Regions from separate parts of the Homo sapiens genome. Here region 2 is linked to region 1. The links are chromatin contacts, found by Hi-C or POLR2A ChIA-PET in ENCODE. All regions are on one chromosome and are shown on one strand. The core of a region is the stretch at or near the end of the contact, and the rest is flanking DNA. Distances in the headings are between cores, read along the strand shown. Region 1 overlaps BST1 (bone marrow stromal cell antigen 1). Region 2 holds the start of FGFBP1 (fibroblast growth factor binding protein 1).

Region 1 (3,439 bases), core at 257-2,756:
CCCTCATCACTTTCCCATTTATACCTTTCATTATATCCTCTCTGCTCCTGACACTAACACAGAAACAGCCTATGGGCAATAAAGAAATGGGAGCTTCCTCATTTCTTTACTGAGTCAGGCCTGGAAGAGAAGAGCCCTGAGGCTGACTGAGGTAGGGACACAATAGAGAGGAAGCACATAAGCCCAGACCCAGGGCAGCCGTGAGGGGCAAGGAGACCTGGGCTCTGGCCCGGCTATTATAACTCAGCCCAATGACATAAAAACAAAGCAAAGTGGTTGTGAATGCAACAATTTTAGCTACAATTTTCTCCATCATTGAGCTTTTTGTTGTTGTTGTTTGTTTGTTTGTTTTTGAGGGGGCGATGGCTAGGGGTTTACTTTGTTTTATTTTGAGACCAGGTCCTGCTCTGTCACCCAGGCTAGAGTGCAGTGGCACCATCATAGCTCACTGTTCCCTTGAACTCCTGGGCTCAAGCAATCCTCCCACCTCAGCCTCCCAAATAGCTGGAACTACAGGTGCATGCCACTGCACTTGGCTATTGAGCTGTTTTGGATTAAGAACTGATTTTTTTTTTTTTTTTTGAGACAGAGTCTTGCTCTTGTCACCCAGGCTCTTGTCACCCTGGCTCACTGGAACCTCTGCCTCAAGTGATTCTCCTGCCTCAGCCTCCCGAGTAGCTGGGATTACAGGCACCAGTCACCACACGCGGCTAATTTTTGTATTTTTAGTAGAGACGGGGTTTCACCATGTTGGCCAGGCTGGTCTCGAACTCCTGACCTTGTTATCCGCCCGCCTCGGCCTTCCAAAGTGCTGGGATTACAGGTATGAGCCACTGCACTCGGCCAAGAATTGAATGTTTTTTAAAATGTACTACTGGAGCTTCAATTAAGGAAGGAAGAGCTTGGTAGCAGGAGGGAAAGAGCGTGCGTTAAGGCCATGCAAAGCTGGGTTCAAAACTCAGCTCTGTCACTGAGTTTAAAGCTTAAAGACAGATAAAACTAATTAATGGCATTATAAATCTAGAGAGTGGTTACTATGGGGGTGGTGACCAAAAGAGGCCAATGGGAGCCCCTGGGGATGCTGAGTATGTTCTGTTTATTGGTCTGAGGGCTGGTTGCAGGTATGCACTAAATGGGGGAAACTTCATCCACCTGTGTACTCATGGTTTGTATATTTTTCTGTACATAGATTATATTTCCAGAAAAGGACATTTGCCTTGTTTTGTATTTAAAAGGGGTGATAAACAACATCTAACTTTTGAGAGCACTGGCAATAATTTATGAGTAAAAGGTACAGATAACAGAACAGCCTTGAGGGGCTCCTTGTCTTGAGGAGGCATGGAGTGGGAGGGAGTGGTTCACACGTTTAGGGTGCTTTGCTCAGCTGGGAGAATGATCCAGCCCATGGGGCTGCTGGAAGGCAGAGAGTGGCAGAGAAGCAGGATAATCAAGGGTGTTAGGCAACAAAAGACCACTGACGTCATTTCCACCCAGCGACACTCAGAAATGTTCAAGAAAACCACTCAGTTTTTGCAATGTTGGATTCCAGCCCCTTGCAGAATCAGCAGGTCCACAGTCTTAGGGGCTGGGGCAGAGAGAGCCAGAGGCAGGCGTTTGAGTCCAGAGATGGCTTGCAACTACCTTAGGGCTTGAGCCAAGTTTTTTAAAAAAAAAATGTCCAAGCAACAAGGCCCACAAATGATACCTGATTATAAATATATAAAGTGTCTGGCCCATAGCTGCTCACCAAGTGGTAGTTATTATTATTTTCCTATTGGTCTGTGGTCAAGATGTGTCTGTAAATACCTCAAACAAGCTCCCACCTTAGCACCTGTCATGCACAGGGATCCCACAGAGATCCAAAGACATAGGAACCTCAGTCCCTGTACTCCAGCATCTCGCTGCACAGTAAGCACAGTGAGGAGAGAACTGGGCATGAGCAAATGAGAAAGTGCTGCTCTGTGTGTTCTTTAAACGTCCAGTGCCGTGAAGATGGACTCTGGACAGCAGTGGGTGGGGCCCTGGCCAAACTCAGGCCAGAAAGTGCTCCTTGCCTCCACACCGAGAAGCCACCCGGAAGACACCATGGCCTTCAGAGCTGAGAGCCATCAATACCCTTTCGGCAGCCCACCTCCTCCAAAATCATACACCACCTCTACAAGAGCACATTGATATATAGGCCACCTACCGGTAATCATTAATACAGCTGTACTGGAACCCCATGTCCTTCAGCCTCTTTTCCAGGACTTTCATGCTGCCTTCCCCGCAGGATTCCCTAAAACATGAAAATATATAATTAAAAAGTAAGCAAATAAGAGGAGGAAGAGGAAGTTGTTTCTGGGTTAAACATAATTTCTTTTGACCATGTGCTCCTGGATATTCTACTCTCAGAAAGAAAACTGGAATGTCTCTGGTTTAAAAAGGGCTGCTTCCGGTAAACCTGCAGGACCCAAGAGACGATGCTCTGAGGACCCCAGCACCGGGCCTGAAGCTGGGCAGCCAGGAGCACTGGGAGAGCCAGGGCCAGTGCATGTGCGTGGTGTCAGCCACCTGTGCAGTCTGTCCCCAGACAGTGACACATATCTGCAATGTGCTCCAGGGGCTCGACACAATGCTACCTGCCAATTTGTTCACCCTACACTACAGTATATTCATTTGAAGTTTTAAGTAACCACCAAAACATACAAATTTTAAAATATTAGAAAATGCAAATAAACAAAAATTTTAAAAAATTACCCCAAATCTCACACCCCTAGAGATAGCTCTGTTAACATTTTGGTGTATATAGGTCTAGTCTTTTAGAATATATTTATTTCTGCAAGATTTTAAAAATAAAGCAAAGGGTCTCTGCTATCCAATGTGTTTTGTAGTCTGCTTTAGCTCCTGTCTCTGTGTGTGTGTGTATACACAGACACACACACACACACACACACACACTTCTCTGCCATTATTTTTAGCTCCAGCATGGCCTCCCTTACATAAACAGACCATAACTCATGGAACCCGTCCTCTCTTGTTGAAGACCTAGGTTGATTCTTTCATTTCGATACCATTTACACTACAACAAACTTTGTTGCTGTGGAGTCCTAATTAGGAAAAAGGAGCCAGGCTGGCAGGAGCAGGGTAAAGCAAAAAGACAAAGCAGATAAGCTATAAGTCTACCTTCTTCATGGTCCAGGACACATAGGCTTCCTGCACAAATAACTCACAACCTTCCCATGCCCACCTATCACCAGACGCTCAGCTGATAGAAAAAGGCAAGTTAGCTCACTGCAACCTTGGCATTATCAGAACTGCACAAGTGCTCTTCAGTACACAGCACAAGCACCATTCTGCAAAATGCCCAGTAAGCCTTTGTCTCCATGCAGTCAGCTAGTCTCTTGCTGACCTGCCAGTTGCATCCTTGCAACATATTTTCATACTTTCTCTAATAAATCTA
Region 2 (3,439 bases), core at 592-3,091, 220 kb before region 1:
TAGGTGTCAGTATGTGTGTGTCTCTGTGTGTCTATGAGTGTGGTGTCTTTGAGTGTGTTTGTGTGTGTTTGAGTGTGTCAGTGTGTGTTTGTGTGTGTCTTTGTATGTGTGTCAGTGTGTATGTGTATTTATGTGTCTGCGTGTGAGTACCTGGAAATGAGGTTGGAAGGGCAGGATGAGCCAAGGAGGTGACTGCCCCACAGCCTGCTCTGATGCTGTGCTGCTGAGTCTAGAAGGGAAAGAGCAAAGCAGACGCTGGGATGGGAGTCACAGGAAGGGGAAGGGCCACAAGGAGCCAGTGGGGAATGTGCAGTGTTACCTGGCAAAGCTCAGAGAAGCACTTCCCAGAAAGACCCCGGAGTCCACATGTTTCCTTGTAAATATGTTTTGTGTTCCAACTGCAATCTGCCTCCAGAAAGAATCTGCCTGCCTCCCAAGGATCAAGTAGAATTTTCCATTTTGTAGGAGACTCCCCTTGTTGAGCAAAGCAGCTTTGCCTTGCCTATGTCCAAATAATCCTCCAAAATACCGCATGAGAGAGCCTGTTCGTGGAGGTCAGGGCCTCAGCGGGGTGTTTGTGAGGATAGTGAGGACGGACCCCTGGGTGAGGCAATTTTAGGAGAGAGGCACACAGCTTCAGAAATGGCTTCTTCCAACAGATTCATGCAGAGACTGAGCCTCTGAGTAAATTGGTCAACATCTATAGCTATGACCACGGAATTCTCAAACAGGTGGATCGTTCATAAAATCCAAACACAGTTACAAGTTTTGGCCTGCATAGTGTTGAGCTACAGCTTTATTTTTAGAAAATTTTAATTAGCTGCCAACCAATTTCATATAAACACATCTGGATTTGGGGATGTCATTTTAAAAATCAGACAGTGTGACAATACTGAGCCTAATCCCTGCATTTTCTCAGTCAATTGGAGATGAGTGTTGACCTCTATGGAGGCAGAGACTCTCTAGTTTGCCACAGTCCCCATCACTCCCTATTGCCTTATCTCAAACCCAAAAGTCAGTTGCCATTTAATATCACACTAAACAATAGTTTTCTTATGGCTGAATTAAGGAAAAGTGAACAATTTCTTCTTCTGAAAATCTATGAAAGGTGAGGTGATAATATATAATGAGGGCCACATCTTCCCTGTAGAAGTGAGTTTCTTTTTAAATGCTGCATATGTAAATAACAAATGTCTGTTTTCAAAGTATACAACTTAAGACCCTGTCATGAGGCAAAACGATTCTGCTCCACTTTATGTTAACAGCTTAGCCCAGTAAAAATTTAGTATGCAGCTATAAAGGAGACGTTGTTATTGTCAGCACACTGCAAATGGATGATGGGAGAGGCTAAGTGGTTTGGGCATAGCACTCAGCTAAACACATGCTGTGGCCAGGATTCCACCTGGGTCATTCTGGTGTGGGACTGTGCCTGTAGCAGGCAGGGCAGCCTGAGCTCTCTGAATGAGACCTGAAGGTAAGTATTTACAACAGTAATCTTATATTAAAAATTCCCTCTTTACCAGCCTCTCAGAGCCTGGTAGAATTCCCTGATAAAAAAGAGGGAATTTTTAATGTAAATTTCCCTGCCTCTAGAATTAGGGTATCCTCTGCTTATGTAGTAACTTCAGATGGAAAAAGGAACTCAGACACTACGAAAACTTCGGCAACTTCAGTCACCCATTCAACAAAGATTTATTGAGAGTGGCAGGCAGGAAGAGATCAGACCATGGATGTAGAGAATCTCACTTTTAATTTTGAGATGTTCCTTTTCCTGCCTCTGTGAACTTGGACAAGCTCTTACATATCTCCAGAACCAATTCCTGCTTTTGTAAAAGGGGAGGAATCATTGCACTCCCTACTAGAGCGGATGTGATGAGGGAAAAGGAGAACTCAGGTAAAATGGGCTCAGTAGTTTGGCAGCTCGGATCATGTCATTATAGTTATTTTACTCCTCCATAGACATCACTGCTGGGGTCCTCTCCCCATCAAGGAGGGTCACTGTGAGGCTGAGTTGTCCTCCTATCCTGGCCACAGGGTGGACAGGGAAGGGCCTAGAGGAAGCGTTTGATGGCATGCAGGTAACCCCCCTTTTCACTGGATTACATCCAGCACTTTCCCTGCAGGAACCGGCTCCCTCGGAGGGGCGTGGCTGGGAGGAGCTGTGAGTAACGTGCCACAGTGTTGTAAAAACCCAGTGAGTGTTATAAAAACCCAGTCAGCCTGGCTCCTGTTGAATAGTCTACCCCCCTTGCACTCTACCTGACACAGCTGCAGCCTGCAATTCACTCGCACTGCCTGGGATTGCACTGGATCCGTGTGCTCAGAACAAGGTAAGAGCCTCGCTCCTTTAACAGCTTTATTACCTGCTGCCACTTCTCACTCCACCAAGGGCCTGGAGTTCCTTGGGCCTGCATTCCATCATGGGCAGGTGGGGGCTGAGCCCCAGGGCCGTGAGAAATGACTGGGTGTTTTTCTGGCATATCCAGTCTCCTCTTCACCATTTATTGCTGTTCTCTGCCCTTTTGTGATTGTCTTTCTCCTTCTTAACCCTAGAAGATGGCCAACTTCTAGGGTAGAAATCAGATCAGGACCATTTCCTGGGTCTGCCTCTTTTTATAAAAAATTCTGTGTTTTGTTTTAAATGGAGCACAAATAATACAAATCATCTTATCATTATGTGTTATATGAAACTAAATTGTCATTGTTCATAGTTGTTTTTCTTATTCTTTGGCAATGTTTTTAAAGGGCAGAGTAAATGTGAAAAGCAAAAAGTGATCAACCAGGGGTGACAGAAAGGAATAAGGAGATTGATCTGGCTACCCATACCAGCTTTGAACTTGCCCACTATGAGATCCTGAGCAATTTACTTACCTGTCTGAGCCTTAAGAGTCAGAGCTGTCACCTGGGATGACATATTAATAGCTACCTGGAAGAGCTCTTGTGTGGATTTCACAAGGTGGGAATCAAACCCTAGACCAGTACTTAGCACACAGGAGGTGTCATATAGAAACTGACTTCTCTTCTTCTGTTAAGCATGGGTTTTTATTGTACACATGATCAGATTCATGCAGTTCAGTGTGACGTTGGTGTTCATCCTATTGATTCAATGATTTCTCATGATCCTTGTCTTCGATCTTGTAGTGTGAACTATCTGGTTGAAATTCACCTCTCTCCACCCTGATTCACTTTGCCCAGGCAAATCAGACAACCACCCCACCTCACACCTTTCCTTAAACTCTTACTTCCCCACAAAAAGCTCCCCCACCCCCACAACCCCACCCACCCCACCCAAACCCCAGGCATGTTCAACTCTGGGTCAACATCACCTTTCATGATGCTTACCACATCCTTTCTCATTTTGGGCATCTGTCATGTCTTTTCTCATTTTGGGCATCTGTGTCCATATGGAGTCATGAGATAGAAATCCAGCCCTTTGGAG

What was found. A loop is a pair of places that touch in the nucleus more often than their neighbours do. ChIA-PET counts read pairs that join two places held with the same protein, here RNA polymerase II (POLR2A).
Region 2: a loop to region 1 is called in a map of GM11168, with 2.5 times the contacts of the local background. The contact joins the promoter of FGFBP1 here to the enhancer-like site in region 1. A Hi-C loop is called at or near these places in 1 of 168 maps with a recorded cell type or tissue (GM11168). POLR2A ChIA-PET finds 5 or more read pairs at or near these places in 1 of 52 experiments (BJ).

Annotation. Positions count from the first base shown.
Region 1 is chr4:15,717,743-15,721,181 of GRCh38, reverse strand. BST1 (bone marrow stromal cell antigen 1) reads right to left here. Exons shown (of 9, transcript NM_004334.3): 7 at 2,189-2,275. Among named protein-coding and RNA genes, the nearest start is that of BST1, 16 kb to the right of the region's middle. Within about 2 kb of position 1,506, at least 2 of the 41 ENCODE cell types and tissues checked have a DNase peak (open chromatin) inside an H3K27ac peak, as active enhancers do.
Region 2 is chr4:15,937,142-15,940,580 of GRCh38, reverse strand. It overlaps FGFBP1 (fibroblast growth factor binding protein 1), which reads left to right and starts at 1,841. Exons shown (of 3, transcript NM_005130.5): 1 at 1,841-1,894; 2 at 2,110-2,330.